Regions from separate parts of the Homo sapiens genome. Here region 2 is linked to region 1. Evidence: read pairs that join two places in POLR2A ChIA-PET (ENCODE). Cell type or tissue: Panc1. All regions are shown on one strand. Links, peaks and the distances in the headings refer to the core of each region. The heading gives the core; the rest is flanking DNA. Region 1 overlaps CCDC163 (CCDC163 homolog). Region 2 holds the start of HPDL (4-hydroxyphenylpyruvate dioxygenase like).

What was found. Peaks named below come from ENCODE experiments on the same cell type or tissue, not always from the same donor. Only the 100,000 strongest peaks of a DNase experiment are listed, where the experiment ranks them.
Region 2: POLR2A ChIA-PET joins it to region 1 with 13 read pairs; 18 of 35 experiments call an interaction of 5 or more read pairs at or near these places.

Annotation. Positions count from the first base shown.
Region 1 is chr1:45,489,509-45,499,044 of GRCh38, forward strand. CCDC163 (CCDC163 homolog) reads right to left here. Exons shown (of 5, transcript NM_001102601.3): 3 at 7,791-7,875; 4 at 7,048-7,115; 5 at 4,358-5,658. The coding sequence ends at 5,551. TESK2 (testis associated actin remodelling kinase 2) reads right to left here and starts at 1,655. Exons shown (of 11, transcript NM_007170.3): 1 at 1,344-1,655. RefSeq lists enhancers at 1,313-1,362, 1,649-1,943 and a silencer at 1,593-1,812. In Panc1, for the core only: no CTCF peak of the experiment used is centred there; no DNase peak of the experiment used is centred there.
Region 2 is chr1:45,320,774-45,330,309 of GRCh38, forward strand. It overlaps HPDL (4-hydroxyphenylpyruvate dioxygenase like), which reads left to right and starts at 6,122. Exons shown (of 1, transcript NM_032756.4): 1 at 6,122-7,937. The coding sequence starts at 6,376. The coding sequence ends at 7,491. It overlaps MUTYH (mutY DNA glycosylase), which reads right to left. Exons shown (of 16, transcript NM_001048174.2): 16 at 8,469-8,664. The coding sequence ends at 8,533. RefSeq lists a silencer at 3,124-3,418 and enhancers at 6,154-6,203, 6,214-6,463, 7,224-7,333, 8,682-9,536. In Panc1, for the core only: no CTCF peak of the experiment used is centred there; no DNase peak of the experiment used is centred there.

The DNA of each region.
Region 1 (9,536 bases), core at 5,978-8,477:
GCTGGGAGCAGTGGCTCACGCCTGTAATCCCAGCACTGTGGGAGGCCGAGGTGGGCGGATTGACTGAGGTCAGACGTTCGAAACCAGCCTGGCCAACGTGGGGAAACCCCGTCTCTACTAAAAGTACAAAAATTAGCCGGACGTGGTGGCGCATGCCTGTAATCCCAGCTACTCGGTAGTCTGAGGCAGGAGAATCGCTTGTACCTGGGAGGAGGAGGTGGCAGTGAGCTGAGATCGTGCCACTGCACTCCAGCCTGGGTGACAGAATGAGACTCCGTCAAAAAAAACAAAAACTAACAAACAAACCCTGAAACTTAACTTGTTCAAAACCAAATTTATTACCTTCTCTCAAAATTGCTTTTTTATGCTCCCTATTTCAGATGAGATCAGGAGCGTTGAGGGTGGTATAACCAGAGACTATGTTCCCTATTTCAATTAACACTACCGATTCACACCATCAGCCAAGTCAGAAACTTTCTACTATTCTTCTCAACTTTATTTTGAAACCTCTTGGAATTTCGGGCCATTCCCTCCCGCCTGGATGAGCACACTCGTTTTCTGCCTACCTGGCCTTTCCGCCTCCACGGTCTTCACTTTCAATCCTTCCTCTATATTTTCACCAAAGATAATGCAATCATACCAAGCTCCTGCTTACAAAACCTTCAACGGCTCCCCATGCATGCAGCATGAAGTCCAAATTCCTCAGCAAGTTCTTCTCAGAGGTATACAATTTAAAGACTTTTAAATTACGCAAACCTGGATTTCGCTTGTAGCGAAATCTGAACACTGGCTTAGTCCACTCTTCACAGCGAAGAGTAAAAAGCAGAGAGGGGAAAGGAAGGGAGACGATGACAAGCGAGGAAAGAAGAGGGGGAAGGCAGTAGGGTCTGAGGGGAGGGAATTGTTTTCCTGGGTAGAGGTGAACGTTTTCGAGGGAAGAGTGTATCGGAGGGAAGTCAAGTGAAGGAACCCAGATCTCTGAGGCAGGAGCGGGTATGCGAGCAGGGAGGCGCTCAGTGGGGAGCTGGAAGTCTCTGAAACAAGAGTTTTCCGAGAAAACGAAAGATCCCTAATGCGAGCGAGGTAACTTCTAATGGGTTCCCAGGTTCTAAGGGGGAGCAGACGTGGCGGGGAGCCTGAGGGAAGTGAGAAGGAAAGGGGAAAGCGGCCAGGAAGGGAGCGTCCGCCGCCGCTGAGAGGGGGACCTCTGGGAAGCCGAGGGGTCCCGTCGGGTGCGGAGGGACGCAGGCGCCTCTGCTCCGGGGCAGAGGAGGTGGAGCGGCAGCGCGCGCGGGCCAGGCAGGATGCCCGGGTTTGTGACCCCCGTCCTCTTTTCACGTTACCTGAGGCAGGACTGAGCAGCCAGAGGGGTGCCTGCGCGGGCAAGAGGAGGAGACGGCGGCAAAGAGGGAGCATAGTAACCCTCACAGCTCGTTGGTGGCAGCGGCTCCTTAGCCTGCGGAGGCGGTGGGAGCCCCTAGCGCAGAAGCCGGCGACTCAGCTAGGCTAGCGGCGGCGGCGAACGAGGAGACTACTGCCATGGCCCCACAGTCGGGGCCGCTCCCCCCGCCTGTTTGGCGGGGCCAGGAGGACGATCCGACCAGCGAAGCCAACAGGGCAGCTGGTAGCTCTGCTGAGCTCCCGGGCCGCGAAAGACTGAAACGCCTACCCGGCCCAGCAGGGGGGTTGGGGGCGGGGTCTCGGCTGGCCACGCCCCTCCCTCAAGCCCTCCCTCAGAGTAGCCAGTCAACCGTCAACTCCTGATAAACGAGGTAGTGGAATTGCCCAATTAGCGCTAGGAATGCCACGTGGTATGAGGGTGGGCACAATGGGCGTCCAGAAAAGCCAATCAACAGCCGTAGGTGCCAACTCCGGAGGACGAAGGGAACCAATAGGAAGGAAGTCGAGGTAAAAACAGAAGAAGCAGTGTGTGGGAAAGGCGGAACCGAGGAGGAGGGAATACACCTGGGGGAAACCCAAGTCCAGGAGCCTCTTAGAGGGCGGGGCAGTAAACACAAGATGGACCAATAAAAATGTTAAACACAGAAATGATTGGTAATTGATAAAGCCAATAGAAAATGGACTAGACTGGCGCGGCTTTCGGGTTGGTCAAGGTATAGCTGAGTAAGGAAAAGCGGTAAGAATGCTGCGTCCTGCAGGATTTCAGTATAGTGAGGAGGAAAAAATATATCAATAATACCGACTTGAAATAGTAAGAGCAATCAGTAGAGCTAAACAAAATGCTAGGGAAGCAATTAATCATGACTATGAGATTCGGTTAAGTGAAAGCTTAGAGGAGGTAACACTTCAGCTAGCTTGAAAACAGATTTTGAAAGAAAGCTGGTGGGGAATAAGTTGGGATTTTTTGTTGTTTTTGTTGGTTGTTTTTTTTTTAGAAGGGTCTCACTCTGTCGCCCAGGATGATGGAGTGCAATGGAGCGATCATGGCTCACTTGCAGCCTCAAACTCCTGGATTAAGATGATCCTCCCAACTCAGCCTCCCCGGATAGCTGGGACTACAGGCACACGCCAGCATGCCTGACTAATTTTTTGTATATTTTGTAGAGACGGGGTTTACCATGTTGCCCAGGCTGGTCTGTAACTCCTGGACTCAAGTGATCGGCCCACGTTGGCCTACGAAAGTGCCGGGATTACAGGCGTGAGCCACCGCTCCCAGCTAAGAATTCTGCCCAGCTGTTCAAGGCACATATTTCTTCACTTTTTGCATGTGCCTGGACATCAGGAGCTCATAATCTCATGACTGAAGAGACTAGAACAGGAGGAGGGCAAGAGCAAGCAGTATGGGCCTTACTGTATTAGCACTCCCAGGGGTTAGAGACCCCTTTTCAGACATCTTAAGACTTTCATCCTCCTGGAAGAGTATAAGTGGTATGCATTCCTGGTGGCCATAAAGTTTAAGAAATATGGCCAGGGCCGGGAGCAGTGGATCACGCCTGTAATCCCACCACTTTGGGAGGCCGAGGCAGGGGGATCACGAAGTCAGAAGATCGAGACCATCCTGGCAAACATGGTGAAACCTCGTCTCTACTAAAAATAGAAAAATTAGCTGGGTGTATTGGCGCGTGCCTGTAGTCCCAGCTACTCAGGAGGCTGAGGCAAGAGAATCGCTTGAGCCCGGGAAGCAGAAGTTGCAGTGAGCCAAGATCGCACCACTGCACTCCAGCCTGGGCGACACAGCAAGTCTCCGTCTCAAAAAAAAAAAAAAAAAAAAAATATGGCCAGACACAGTGATTCACTTCTGTAATCTCAGCACTTTGGGAGGCCAAGGTGGATCACTTGAAGCCAGGAGTTTGAGACCAGCCTGGGCAACATAGCGAGACCCTGTCTGTACAGAAAAAAAAAAAAAAATGAGCCCAAAATGGTGGCATGTACCTGTGGTCCTAGCTACTTGGGAGGCTAAAGCCAGAAGATCACCTGAGCCCAGAGGTCAAGGCTACAGTGAGCTGTGGATGGTGCCACTGCACTCCAGCCTGGACAACAGAGCAGGACCCTGTCCCAAAAAAATATAAAAAGAAAGAAAGAAGTGTGGTAGGAGATATTGGAGAGAGAAGAGGCTGCATGTGGGTTGGGCTTAAATGCCAATATTCAAATTTGTCTTTTGTTTTTTATGCTGTGAGAGCTATTCTTGAGCAGGACCATAAACTAAACAGGGCAGTGTTTTAGGAAGATTAATTGGTAGCTCACAGAATCTCTGAAGGGAGAAGAGAGATCACCCCAGCCCAGTCCCCCTGACCAAAGGCTTTTTGGTACCATTCTTCTGGCAACAAATCATGTGCTGCCACCTGGTGACAGCTCAAATAACAATTTTCCACATTGCTATTTAATATTTCTGTTGAGGTTGGGTGTGTGGGCTCAGACCTGTAATCCCAAGGGCTTTGGGAGACTGAGGTAGGAGGATCTCTTGAGCCCAAGGGTTTGAGACCAGCCTGGGCAACATAGTGAGACACATCTCTACAAACAAAAATCCTTTTATAATTAGCTGGGTGTGGCATCACATGCCTGTAGTACTAGCTACTAGGGAAGCTGAGGCAGGAGGATCACTTGAGCCCAGGAGTTCAAGACCAGCCTAGGCAAGATGGCGAAACCCTGTCTTTACAAAAAGTACAAAAAATTAGCTGGGTGTGGTGGCGCATGCCTCTGGTCCCAGCTACATGGTAGACTGAGGTGGGAGGATCGCTTAAGCCCAGGAAGTTGAGGCTGCAGTGAGCTGTGATCTCGCCACTGCACTCTGGCCTGGGTTACAGAGTGAAACTCCATCTCAAAAAAAAGAAAAAACAAAGTGGACCCATGCAGTTCATGTTCCGTGTTGTCCAAGTAGTGAAAAGGATCAGGATCATTAGTCACAAGGCATTTTTTAATGAAATATAATAGAAAATATCAGTGTATCACTCCCACTAAGGATAAAAATTAAATCATAACATTTTTATTTCAGTTAATAAATCTACACACATATTTACTAGGTCACAATGTAAATTGTATTTCTTACTGGAAGTCACAGCCAAAAAATTCTTAAAGCCACTGGATTAGAGGCAGAGAGACTGAAAGAAGAGACCAGGGAAGAGGCTGCTACAGAAATGCAGTCTGGGCTGCTAAGGATGATGTGTGGAGATGCCAAAGAGAGCCTCAAGCAGTAGAAGCTGGGGCTAGGCATGGTAGCAGCTCACACCTGTAATCTGAACACTTTGGGAGGCCAAAGTTGGTGGATCAGTTGAGCCCAGGAGTTCGAGACCAGCCTGGGCAACATGGTGAAAACCTGTCTCTACAAAAAATATTTAAAAATTAGCCAGGCATGATAGCGTGTGCCTGTAGTCCCATATATTATTACTTGGGGGGCTAAGGTGGGAGGATTGCTTTAGTACAGGAAGCGGAGGCTGCAGTGAGCCAAGATCATGCCACTGCACTCCAGCCTGGGCAACTGAGTAAGACCTTGCCTCAAAAAAAAAAAAAAAAAAGGCAGAAGCTGGAGATGAGGAAAGGTAGCCTCCTACTGTCCAGATCCAAGTCCCACCAGAATATCTCATCCTCCTTTGCATCCCCCAGCACTACTGCCCTAGAGCAGTGTCCTACCTCATTCTACTCACCAGAATGGGAACTCCCATTACTTTCCAAGTTCAACTGAGCTTGCACTCAGAAGGTACAGCTATAGGCTGGGCATGGTGGCTCACAACTGTAATCCCAGCACTTTGGGAGGGCGAGGCGGGCAGATCACTTGAGGTCAGAAGTTCAAGACCAGACTGGCCAACATGGTGAAACCCCATCTCTACTAAAAATACAAAAATTAGCGCACACCTGTAATCCCAGCTACTTGGGAGGCTGAGGCAGGACAATTGCTTGAACCTGGGAGGCGGAGGTTGCAGTGAGCTGAGATGGGGGGCAAGGATGGGCAGGCAGTGAAAAGCCTCAGTAGATAAGACAGATAATAGCTACTTCAAGAAGGTAGGGGCGGGCAGCCCAGAAACAGGGCCTTGGAGGGGAGGGTGGGCAAAGAAGCCTTCATCCTACTATTCTTAACGAGTCCTTACAGGTCATTCAGGAGCATTTTGGGGCCCCAAAGGAATAGGTCCTCTTGCTTAAGACTCTGGGCATGGAGCTGAAAGATGCTGGGCTCCAGGTTAGAAAGGGTGCTCCTCTGGGGATCTAAGAGGAAAGAAAAGGGAAGAGAAAACAAGTCATCAGCAAGCATTGTGATATGCATAGAACTAGGCCCTAGGCCTTTCTAATAGAGAGGGACATAGAGGACTGACAGGATAAACAGCAACAGAGGTCAGTGAGTTCACAGAAAGGCAGAGACTCCATTCTACCTAGTGTTAAATAATTAGGCAGCTGGCATTCAGGCACCATTCAGATTTAGCCTCCCCCAAAACGGGAATCCTTGTCCTTATCCTTACCTGGCTTCCATAAAAGTTCCCAGCTACTGTTACTGTCCAGAAGACTGAATTAAGAGCTGGATGAAGAAACAGACATGGTGAAGGTAGTGGGCAGAGGCAGCTTAGATTGGACAACATGAATGGAGATCCTGGAAAGGGGAACAGAACCAGAAACAGAGAAGATAATGATGTATCAAGGGGGCCCTTCCAACACAGAACTGTCCTCCTTCCTCAGGCTAGGACTCTGGTCTCCTCCCTCTTTTTTTTTTTTTTTTTTTTTTTTTTTTTGAGATGGAGTCTCACTCTGTCACCCAAGCTGGAGTGCAACGGCATGATCTCAGTTTACTGCAACCTCCACCTCCTGGGTTCAAGTGATTCTCCCACCTCAGCCTCTCGAGTAGCTGGGATTACAGGCACCCGCCATCATGCCCGGCTAATTTTTGTAGAGATGGGGTTTCACCATGTTAGCCAGGCTGGTCTTGAACTCCTGACCTCAGGTGATCCGCCCACCTCGGCCTCCCAAAGTGCTGGGATTATAGGCGTGAGCCACCGCGCCCTGCCAATCTCTCCTCCCTCTGTAACATCCAAACATACAAAGGTACCTCACTGACTCTCTATCAGGTAAAGAATGCCTTTATGGGATACAACCCAGATACTCATACTACCCCAAAAGCCCAAGTCAAATCTAGGATAGCTGAACTTTGGTCCCCAGTGCCCGACCTGTGAGACAATTTCCCTCCAATGGCACAGCACCCATACCCCCTGACCTAAGGAGGTTGTGCTCCCTCCAGGCATCTTGGTCCTCTGTCCTGGTAGCCTCCAGGGTATGACCCTTGCCTTCCTGGCCACTTTGCAACTGCTCTAACATCTGCCAGATCATGGGCTCAGGTGGAACCAAACCTCTCCCTCTCTCCCTCCCCATGACTGTCCTCTTCAGCACACTTGGAACCCTCATGTCGGCAAGGATAGTTTCTCATGGCCGGGAGCAGAAAGGTTAGAAAGAAGAGCTCTGGAGAGAGAGAGAGTCAGCACAGGGAAGAGAGGAATGAAGACAGGGGCAGGAGAGGGTATCCTGGCCTCCCTGCAGAACAGGATAGACAGAGAAAGGAAAGGTCCTCCATAGAGAAATATGCAGAGACAAGTCTGAACCTAGTCCTACCTTCCAACTGCCAACCTGAGCCTGTCGTCCCTCAGCCAGCTGTTTCAGCAGCAGCTCCTGGTGCTGGCCTGCAGATGAGAGAGAATGTAAGGGGGCTGTTCCCCAACTTCTTTCCTTCTCCCTCCCTGCCTGTGACCAGCCTGCTGCCAAAAACTGAGACAGAAACATTCTGGCTCAGCCATTGGGACGCTTCCAAGCTGACTGAAGAGATTAAACTCACACCATGAGAGACAAAGAGTGCAACAAAATACTTGGCCACACTTCTCAGTAGCTCAGGCAGTTGGAGCCATGGCCACTTAATGGGAGAGCAAGAAGACTTTCCAGGCCAGGCGCAGTGGCTCACACCTGTAATCCCAGCACTTTGGGAGGCCAAGGCAGGCGGATCATCTGAGGTCAGGAGTTCGAGACCAGCTCGGCCAACATGGTGAAACCCCATTTCTACTAAAAATACTAAAAATATGAAAAAAAGTGGCTGGGCATGGTGGCGGGCACCTGTAATCCCAGCTACTCAGGAGGCTGAGGCAGGAGAATCGCTTGGACTCGGGAGGCAGAGGTTGCAGTGAGCCAAGATTGCGCCATTGCAACACAGCCTTGGCAACAGGCAACAGAGCGAGGCTGGGCAACAGAGCAAGACTCCATCTCAAAAAGAATAAAAATAAATAAAAATAAATAAAAGAAGAAGATGACTTTCCAGAAAAGGGGACAAGGAAACGCATATTCGCCCCCAACCACCTTTTACTTACTCAACTGGTACTGCAGCAACTTCAATTCCTTCTGCATAATCTCTGACTCCTCCCACAGCACTGCAGGAGTGACAGCAGTGCTATTCTAAAGTCAATCAACAAATCCAGAGTAAGAAGGCAAGTAGAGTATCTAGGGTCTTGTGAAACTCTTAGAGAGGATGATCCCCAACTTGTCCCACTACAAATGCCAAAAGTTCAAAGGCCTCAAGAAGGCAAGGCCGCACTCAGTGCTCAATGGCGCCCAGGCTGGAGTGCAGTGGCGTGATCTCGGCTCGCTACAACCTCCACCTCCCAGCCGCCTGCCTTGGCCTCCCAAAGTGCCGAGACTGCAGCCTCTGCCCGGCCGCCACCCCGTCTGGGAAGTGAGGAGCGTCTCCGCCCGGCAGCCACCCCGTCCGGGAGGGAGGTGGAGGGGGTCAGCCCCCCGCCAGGCCAGCCGCCCCGTCTGGGAGGGAGGTGGGGGTGTCAGCCCCCCGCCCGGCCAGCCACCCCATCCGGGAGGTGAGGGGTGCCTCTGCCCGGCCACCCCTACTGGGAAGTGAGGAGCCCCTCTGCCCGGCCACCACCCCGTCTGGGAGGTGTGCCCAACAGCTCATTGAGAACGGGCCAGGATGACAATGGCGGCTTTGTGGAATAGAAAGGGGGGAAAGGTGGGGAAAAGATTGAGAAATCGGATGGTTGCCGTGTCTGTGTAGAAAGAAGTAGACATGGGAGACTTTTCATTTTGTTCTGTACTAAGAAAAATTCTTCTGCCTTGGGATCCTGTTGATCTGTGACCTTACCCCCAACCCTGTGCTCTCTGAAACATGTGCTGTGTCCACTCAGAGTTAAATGGATTAAGGGCGGTGCAAGATGTGCTTTGTTAAACAGATGCTTGAAGGCAGTATGCTCATTAAGAGTCATCACCACTCCCTAATCTCAAGTACCCAGGGACACAAACACTGCCGAAGGCCGCAGGGTCCTCTGCCTAGGAAAACCAGAGACCTTTGTTCACTTGTTTATCTGCTGACCTTCCCTCCACTATTGTCCTATGACCCTGCCAAATCCCCCTCTGTGAGAAACACCCAAGAATGATCAATAAAAGAAAAACAAACCCAAAAAAAAAAAAAAAAAAAAAGAAGGCAAGGTCTTGACTATCCCTTACTCAGTCTGCAGCTCCTGAGGAAGGCCATTGGTAGTACTGCATTCTCCTGGTCCTGTTTGCATCTGGGCTTGGGCTTGGGCTTGGGTTTGCTCCCACACCTGGCTCTGAAGGCCCTGCAGTTCCTTTCTCAGCTCCTCCAGGCATTGCTCCAGGAGAAAAGCACTCCCCTTTGGGGCCCCCTGCAGCAACCTTAGTGATGCTGTAGTGGGACAAGTTAGGGATCATCCTCTCTAAGAGTTTCACAAGACCCTAGATACTCTACTTGCAAAACAAGACACATGTGCACACACAACAGGTGTGTGGCAAAATTGTGTGCATACATATGAAGCTGTGTATATGAAGAAAATAACTGGCCAGATACCTTCCAGGACACTGATCTGGTACTTCTGCTGCTCTCGCTCTTCTAGCAGGCCCTGCACTGCCTGCCTTAGTGCCTGTCACCTCCCCAGGCAGAAAAAAGCACATGAACTACTGTATAACAGCTTTTCCCGACCCCTAGTATCCTCATCTTACACAAACATCACATATACACACCAAGGATTCCAAGCCTCACCTGAGCCTGACATTGAAATTAGGATCAGAGAATAGCAACCTCACCCCAG
Region 2 (9,536 bases), core at 6,920-9,419, 170 kb before region 1:
CAAACCGGGAGAATTATTCTGAGGCTAGACTATCTGATGTTTTTACAGTGCACTTAAAAAAAATTTTTTTTTAAAACAAAGATATTTCTAAGTGTCTAAACTACACCCTTCTTTAAAAACCCAGAGTACCCTGTGTTGCAATAATTATTATAGTCAATATATCCGGTAACACAATACAAAAGCAAGCAGCTTAAAGGCTGAGATGAACTTGTCTGTTTACACTTTTGGGGTTCTATAAGGAATAACAAGTTTCTCCCCAAAAGGGAGTCTGGCAACTTCTCCGTTTTCTTAAAGGAACCCCAGGTGATTGTAAACTATTTTAGGTCCCTCATGCAGCAGAGGGTACAAGAGAAAGGAGAGACAGGAGAAGTGAATGAAGAAAACAGAATTCAGTCAACTAAGAAGAAAAAACTTTTCCTCAAAAATAAAGGACAACGTCCTAGGACAGAAAAAATAAATGACGGCCTTTGAATACAAACACACATATGCACACGTACACACACACATCTTGGATGTTAGCTTTTAATTAAGCTGACTTTAACCATTGAGCTCCTTTAAAAAAATGTTTTTAAATTTCATTACCATTTTTGAGCTGGGACAAATTGCCGCTGTTTCAGAAGCACAGCCATTGCTCTTTCAGTTTCGCCTGACTAGCAAAAAGGTGGCCTCGTTATGTAAATAAAGCCCCTAAAGGGGCTAAAGTAGTCAAAATCCAAAATCTGTCCTCTTTTCTCCCTTTTGCTGGCTGTTTTTCTCCCTCACCACACCGCCTTTCTTTTTTTTTTTTAATTCAACCATTTGAGAGGCTTTGTTCCACAAAATTTGGAACTTTCCTTTGGATTTGATCAAGTCAGATCTTTCACGCGCGTATGTGTGAAGACATCACCAAACAGGCTTTGTATAAGCAATAAAGCTTTTTAATCACCTGGGTGCAGGTGGGCTGAGCCTGAAAAGAGAGTCAGCGAAGAGAGATAGGGGTGGGGCCATTTTATAGGATTTGGGTTGGTAGTGGAAAATTACAGTCAAAGGGGGTTGTTCTCTGGCTGGCAGGGGTGGGGGTCACAAGGTGCTCAGTGGGGGAGCTTTTGAGCCGGGATGAGCCAGGAGAAGGAATTTCACAAGGTAATGTCATCAGTTAAGGCAGGAACCAGCCATTTTCACTTATTTTGTGATTCTTCAGTTACTTCAGGCCATCTGGATGAATACGTGCAGGCTTGGGCTCAGAGGCCTGACATTCCTGTCTTCTTATAGTAATAAGAAAAATAAAACAAAATAGTGTTGAAGTGTTGGGGTGGTGAAAATTTTGGGAGGTGGTATGGAGAGATAATGGGCGATGTTTTTCAGGGCTGTTTCGAGCGGGATTGGGGTGGCATGGGAACCTAGAGTCGGAGAGATTAAGCTGAAGGAAGATTTTGTGGTAAGGGGTGATATTGTGGGGTTGTTAGAAGGAGCATTTGTCGTATAGAATGATTGGTGATGGCCTGGATACGGTTTGGATGAATTGAGAAACTAAGCAGAAGATCCTGCTACAGTTAACTACTACAGTTAACCAGCCCAACCTATTCCTTTAATTCGGCCCATCCCTTCATTTCCCATAAGGGATACTTTTAGTTAATTTAGTATCTATAGAAACAATGCTAATGACTGGTTTGCTGTTAATAAATATGTGGGTAAATCTCTGTTCGGGGCTCTCAGCTCTGAAGACTGTGAGACCCCTGATTTCCCACTTCACACCTCTATATTTCTGTGTGTGTGTCTTTAATTCCTCTAGCGCCGCTGGGTTAGGGTCTCCCCGACCGAGCTGGTCTCGGCAAGAAAGAACTAAAAAGCTAAGGGAATACCAAAACAACCAAATGGATTCTTGGTTTGGGAACAAAATCGTAGCATGAGTCATCCCCATTCCTGGGCCATCTCCTAATAATATGCCCAGGACTAATGTTCTTACCCTGCCTAATAAACTTTTTTCAAGGATTTTTAACTGACAGGATCATGGCCATTTCACAGACAACTACCCCAAAACATCTACAGATGGCATTACTCCTATAGTCAATCCGAAACCAGAAAACTCTCCATCCCCGTCAAAAGGAAGTAGCCAGAAAGAACATGCCGCCCCTCTTTTTTTTTTTTTTTTTTTTGGGGGGGACAGAGTCTAACTCTGTCACCCAGGCTAGAGTGCAGTAGCATGATCTCTGCTCACTACAACCTGCGCCTACTGGGTTCAAGTGATTCTCATGTCTCAGCCTTCCAAGTAGCTGGGATTACAGGCATGCGCCCACCACACCTGGCTAATTTCTGTATTTTAGTAGAGACGGGGTTTCCACTGTGCTGGCCAGGCTGGTCTCAAACTCCTGACCTCAGATGATCCACCCACCTCAACCTCCCAAAGTGCTGGGATTACAGGCATGAACCACCGTACCCGGCCCTTTTTTTTTTTTTTCTTTTTTTGAGATGGAGCTTCGCTCTTGTTGCCCAGGCTAGAGTGCAATGGTGCGATCTCGGCTCACTGCAACCTCCGCCTCCTGGGTTCAAGCAATTCTCCTGCCTCAGCCTCTCAGCTTGCTGGCATTACAGGCGTGCACCACCATGCCTGGCTAATTTTTCTTTTTCTGAGACGGAGTCTCGCCCTGTCGCCCAGGCTGGTGTGCAGTGGCTCAGTCTCGGCTCACTGCAAGCTCCGCCTCCTGGGTTCACGCCATTCTCCTGCCTCAGCCTCCCGAGTAGCTGGGACTACAGGTGCCCGCCACCACGCCCAGCTAATTTTTTGTATTTTTAGTAGAGACGGGGTTTCACCGTGTTAGCCAGGATGGTCTCGATCTCCTGACCTCGTGATCCACCCGCCTCGGCCTCCCAAAGTGCTGGGATTACAGGCGTGAGCCACCGCGCCTGGCCTAATTTTGTATTTTTTTTAGCAGAGATGGGGTTTCACCGTGTTGGTCAGGCTGGTCTTGAATACTTGACCTCAAGCTATCCACTCGCCTTGGCCTCCCAAAGTGCTGGGATTACAGGTGTGAGCCACTGCACCTGGCTGCCCCCGTCCTTTTTATCACTATAGAGTCTGGACTGACGGAGCAGGAGCACTGCCATCTTGGACAAGCACTGCCATTTTAAGTTTTGCCTTGATCAAAAACTGCCTAAATCCAAAGGGCATCAGCCTAATGGCTAAGGTCAGCATGACCATAAACCACAAATGACATCTCTGACCAGAAACGTTCCAAGCCCCTCCCCAGCCAGAGACATGCCAGCCCCAAGATAACCTCCCCTTCGGCTGGAGAGGTGTCAGCCTCAAGATAACCTCCCCTCCAACCAGAGACATTCCAACTCCACCATAAACTTCTCCCTGACACAGAAACATTCCAAGCTCTCTCCAATAAATACTGTTAGTCTGGGCCAGACGCGGTGGCTCACGCCTGTAATCCCAGCACTTTGGGAGGTGGAGGCAGGCGGATCATGAGGTCAAAAGATTGAGACCATCCTGGCCAATATGGTGAAACCCGTCTCTACTAAAAAAAATACAAAAATTAGCTGGGTATGGTGGTGCGTGCCTGTAAGTCCCAGCTACTTGGGAGGCTAGCAGGAGAATCGATTGAACCCGGGAGGCGGAGGTTGCAGTGAGCTGAGATCTCGCCACTGCACTCCAGCCTGGTGACAGAGTGAGAATCCATCTCTAAATAAATAAATAAATAAATAAATAAATAGTCTGTAAGAGAGAGCACTCCTGACTGAAATCAGCCAGAAGCCCCTCTCAGGTTTGATTTTTGAGCTGCTTTTTGTGTTTCTTTCCTCTTTCTTTAACTCTTACTGTGACTTTGAACGGAATGGGAGGCAGATTGGCCCTAAGCAGTTCCCAGCTTGACTTTTCCTTTTAGCTTAGTGATTTGGGGCCCCCAAGATTTACTTTCCTTTCTTACTACCCAGGATTCCTTGGGGTGAGCTGCTCATTGAGTAGGCTGCCTAGCCTTTGGCCCATGCCAGTGAAGCCCCTGTCCCCATCTCTCTAGTAGGCCACACAACACCTTCTGGGAGGTACCACTGGCATTGTATCATGAGATAAAATAAAACAATAACTAAATAGCCAGGCATGGTGGTGTGCACCTGTAGTCCCAAGCTACTTGGGAGACTGAGGTGGAAGGATTGCTTAAGCCCAGGAGTTGGAGCCTGCAGTGAGCTGTGATCATGCCACTACACTCCAGCCTAGGTGACAGAGTAAGACCTCATCTCTAAAAAAACTTTTTTCTTTTCTTTTTTTTTTTTTTTGAGACAGAGTTTCTCTCTTGTTGCCCAGGCTACAGTGCAATGGCATGATCTTGGCTCACTGCAACCTCCGCCTCCTGGGTTCAAGTGATTCTCCTGCCTCAGCCTCCCGAGTAGCTGGGATTACATCTAATTTTTTGTATTTTTAGTAGAGATGGGGTTTCACCATGTTGGCCAGGGTGGTCTTGAACTCCTGACCTCAGGTGATCCGCCTGCCTCAGCCTCCCAAAGTGCTGAGATTACAGGTGTGAGCCACTGTGCCCAGCTCTGAAAAACTTTTTAAAATAAATAAATATTAGAATATGTGGGAAAATAAAATTAATTAAAAAAAAAAACAGTAACTACAATAGCAACAGCTACTATTTACTGAACACTTACTCCACCTCACTTAATCACAACTCTTTGAAGTAGGTACTATTATTTCCATTTTTACAGATGGGCAAATTAAGGCTCAGAGGCGTTAAGCAACTTGCCCATACAGACAGTAAGTGTTGCTGGTGATTCAAACCCAGGTCCGTCTGGCTTTTGGAACTCATGTCCTCACATTCACTGGTCTGCAGAGTAGCACCAAGTACCTTTTACCACCCTGACCAGCTCCTGGGTACTGCCCTCCTGCCTGCAGGCCTGAACACCATGACATCCAGCTAGCCCCTGTCCCCTATGACATCCTTCTCCCTCTTGCCAATGAAACCCAGTAGATCAGGCTGCCTGACAAAAAAATTTCTTGTGATGCCTTGGACTGTGGCATTCATCCTAAATGCCTCCCTAACAGCATGGCCCATTGCTCCTCTAAGAGTCTGGCTCACACTCTTACTGAGTTTTTGCTTATGCCCTTTGCCCTTCTTGGATGCCCTTCCCTAACCCTTCAAGGGCCACTCAGTTGAAGTTCCAGAAGACTACAAATTCCTCAATCCAGTCATCTCACACAATTCTGGGTTTCAGAGCCAGAAGTGCCCCCACCACAGAAATCTCTGGCTCAATGCCAAGTCAGGAAGCTGCAAAGAGCAAGGAGGGCCTGTGTTCCAGTCCTCAAAGGATGGGGAAGGGGAATGACAGCCAGGCAGCTGTTCCTTTCAGATCCCGAACCGTCAGATTTTTCCTCCAAATCTTGCTTGGGACAAGGGGTTAAATGATGTTGACAGAAGGGTGATTGAAGAAAGAGACAGGACTGGTTGAGAGATTGCCCAACACTTTGGGAGGCTGAGGTGGAAAGATGGCTTGAGCCCAGGGGTTTAAAACCAGCTTGGGCAATATAGCAAGACCCCATTTCTAAAAAAAAAAATTATTTTTAATTAGCTGGGTGTGGTGGCGTCCGCCTGTGGTCCCAGCTATTTGTGCACTGAGGCAAGGAAAATCGCCTGAACCCAGGAGGTGGAGGCTGCAGTGAGCTGTGATTGTGCCACTCCAGCCTGGGTGACAGAGTGAGACCCTGTCTCAAAACATATAAACGTGTGTGTGTGTGTGTGTGTGTGTGTGTGTGTATTCCAGGGAACATTAAGACTTAGAGGCAAACTCCAGAACTTAAAGAAAAAACATGAAAGTGCTAAAAAATTCCGTGCTTGTGGAGAGAGAATTCCAACTCTTTCCCTGAACCCGGGCTGAGTCCCTTCGCTGTGAGGTTGGGGGGATGAGTGGGAGCCCAGTGCCTGGCGCCGAGTGAAGGCAGCCATTGTGAGTTCCTGGGCTGGGGAAGGGAGGCTCAGTGCCCAAGGATGTGACCAGGCGTGAGGCCCGGGGAAAGAGCAGCGCGGCGACCCCGCAGTATCCGAGGCGACAGGGTGTGGGGGAGGGGGTGGGGAGTCAAAGGCGGAGTCACGGGCTCCGCCCTCTTTCTCCTGCTTGGCGCGAGCACAGGCACCGCGTGGTTCTCACAACCAGCAGCTCGGCTCACTGAGACCCGGTGGTCCAGACGCTGCTCCTGGCTGGGGTGGCGCTGCAGGGAGAACCGCGAGCTCTCAGGGGTCGGCGGGTGACTTCTTTCCGGAAGAAAGCGAGGAACGCGCTCTGCGGGGTGAGCCGGACTCCCCAACTCCGGACGATCAGCCCAGGACTGAGAGCCCCGAAGTCCCCAACCACAAGTAAGCGGCCCCAGAAGGACAAGTCTAGGTCGCCGTCCAGAGCGCCATGGCCGCGCCCGCCCTTCGTTTGTGCCACATCGCCTTCCACGTGCCCGCCGGGCAGCCCCTAGCCCGGAACCTGCAGCGCCTCTTCGGCTTCCAGCCCCTGGCTTCGCGGGAGGTGGACGGCTGGCGGCAGCTAGCCCTGCGCAGCGGCGACGCGGTCTTTTTGGTGAACGAGGGCGCAGGGTCTGGAGAGCCGCTGTACGGCCTGGATCCGCGTCACGCCGTGCCCAGCGCCACAAACCTGTGCTTCGACGTGGCGGACGCCGGCGCTGCAACCCGGGAGCTGGCAGCGCTGGGCTGCAGCGTGCCTGTCCCTCCCGTTCGCGTGCGGGACGCGCAGGGTGCCGCCACTTACGCCGTGGTCAGCTCGCCTGCCGGCATCCTCAGCCTGACCTTGCTGGAGCGCGCTGGCTACCGCGGACCCTTCCTACCCGGCTTCAGGCCCGTGTCCTCTGCGCCTGGCCCCGGGTGGGTCAGCCGCGTGGACCACCTGACCTTGGCCTGCACCCCCGGCAGCTCCCCCACACTTTTGCGCTGGTTCCACGACTGCCTGGGCTTTTGCCACTTGCCGCTGAGCCCAGGTGAGGATCCCGAGCTGGGCCTCGAAATGACAGCAGGGTTTGGGCTTGGGGGACTGAGGCTTACAGCCCTGCAGGCCCAGCCGGGCAGCATTGTCCCCACTCTTGTTCTGGCTGAGTCCCTTCCGGGGGCGACGACACGACAGGACCAGGTGGAGCAGTTCCTGGCCCGGCACAAGGGGCCAGGCCTGCAGCACGTGGGGCTGTATACGCCTAACATTGTGGAGGCCACTGAGGGGGTGGCAACTGCTGGAGGCCAGTTCCTGGCTCCCCCTGGGGCATACTACCAGCAGCCAGGAAAGGAGAGGCAGATCCGAGCTGCAGGGCACGAGCCTCATCTGCTTGCTCGACAGGGGATCCTGCTAGATGGTGATAAAGGCAAGTTTCTGCTTCAGGTCTTCACCAAGTCCCTTTTTACTGAGGACACTTTCTTCCTGGAGCTGATTCAGAGGCAGGGGGCCACTGGCTTTGGTCAGGGCAACATCAGAGCTCTGTGGCAGTCCGTACAGGAGCAATCTGCCAGGAGCCAGGAAGCCTAAGGATGCCCAGGGCTGGGTGCAGCCAGCTGTCCTGCAGCTCTGGGGAGACCAGCACAGAACTGAGGAACATCTGCAGGAGGCCCAACTAGTGAAAGGCTTTGCCTCCGGGGGGCAGGTGTGACTTCCATTTCATCAGTGCCTGCCAGAAGCTGTGTCTCTCATTGGGCTCCAAAGAGGTGGGATTTTTTAAAACTAAAACATTTCTTATATACAGTCTATAATAAATATGTAAGATACAAAGAACAATAAAAGAATTACACACTAGGAAATAGAACATAACCAATACTTTCGAGTCCTCCCTGTGTCCCGCTGTGATTCTATTTCCTCCCACCCACTCCTCAAATCCTGTCATTATTAGCCCTTTGCTTTTCTGTATTGTTTCACTCCGTATGTAACATAACCCTAAATAAATTATTTCGTATTTGAGGTAGGAATTTAAAACAGAACAAATCTTCTCCTGTGCTTCCTCTCCCCCTAGGGAGCGACCACTCAGGTGGGGAGGGGCTGGGTGAGAGTTGAGCCCAACTACCTACTCCAGAGTGATGCCACCACTCCAATTAGAGCTGACCTGAGACGTAAACAGAGGGTGTTGTGTGTCAGCCACTGGCAGGTTCTCCCTGTAGCTGCCTTGCCTTTCTCCTGGGGGTTGGAGGGCAGATCAGTCTGGACAGAACACCCCCACTCCAACCCCATCTGCCCGGGGCTGGCTGGGAGTTCAGCCAGAGAAAGTCAGAACCAAGCAGAACGTCACCACTTTTCTGGGTCCCTCCCTCAGATATAAGGGGTGAGGGGGCTAGGGAGAGGGTGGAAGGCTGTCCAAAATAGCTACAAAAGGGCGGGCGTGGTGGCTCATGCCTGTAATCCAAGCACTTTAGGAGGCTGAAGTGGGAGAATCACTTGAGGCCAGAATCACCTGAGTTCGAAACCAGTCTGAGCAACATAGCGAGACCCCCATCTCAAAAAAATACAACATAAAATAACTACAAAAATAAGCACTTTACTAACAACAGGATTCTCAGGGAATGGGGGCTTTCAGAGGTGTCACTGGGCTGCACTGTTGAGGCTGTGTGCATCAGTGGAGATGTGAGACCGAAAGAAATTATCCAGGACTTGCTGGCCCATGCGGGGCTTTTTCCGACTGCACGGAGAGGACACCTGGGACCTTTTGGAACCCTGTGAAAAAATGGAAGGAGGGAGGCCTTGTAGTTGGGGGAGGGGGAGCAGAGAATCCTCTCCTTGTCCTCTCTCCCTTTCCCCGACTCTACTGATCTAGCTAGGCTTAGCCTGGAATGCTGTAGAGCTTTCATCCTGCCTCAAGTATCTGCCCCATCAATCAACCCTCCAAAAGGCTGCCTGAGGGAATCGAATTGTCCTAAAAATGCAAATCTGACTCCTCTCTCCTCCACCTAAAATGAGTCAGCAGCCTAGGGCTCACACCCTGACTGACCCAGCAGGCCCTGCTGACCTTTCCAGCTAAACCAACTGCTCACAGCTCCTTGAGCACTGCAGCCTGCACTGGGCTCCACCTTTGCTCACACTACTCTTGGGACTGGAAAGAACATCGCTACGGTTGATTCCCCTCCCAAACCTGAAGAAAAGGATTCATTTCTAGGACGAAGATTACCAGCTGCTTCCTCCAAACAGCCTTTCCTGATCCGTCTCCCAATTAGAACTGATAGCTCCCATGGATGGGTGTGGTGGCTCACGCCTGTAATCCCAGCACTTTGGGAGGCCAAGATGGGCAGATCACTTGAGGTCAGGAGTTCGAGACCAGCCTAGTCAACATGGTGAAACCCTGTCTCTACTAAAAATACAAAAATTAGTTGGGTGTGGTAGCAGGCACCTGTAATCCCAGCTACTTGGGAGACTGAGGCAGGAGAATCGCTTTAATCCAGTTGTGGGAGATTGCAGTGAGCCGAGATCGGGCCACTGCACTCTAGCTTGGGTGACAGTGAGACTGTCTCAAAAAAAAAAAAAAAAAAAAAAAAGAACTGATGGCTCCACAATTCATATCCCACAAAACTCAGTACAGGCATTTCACACAC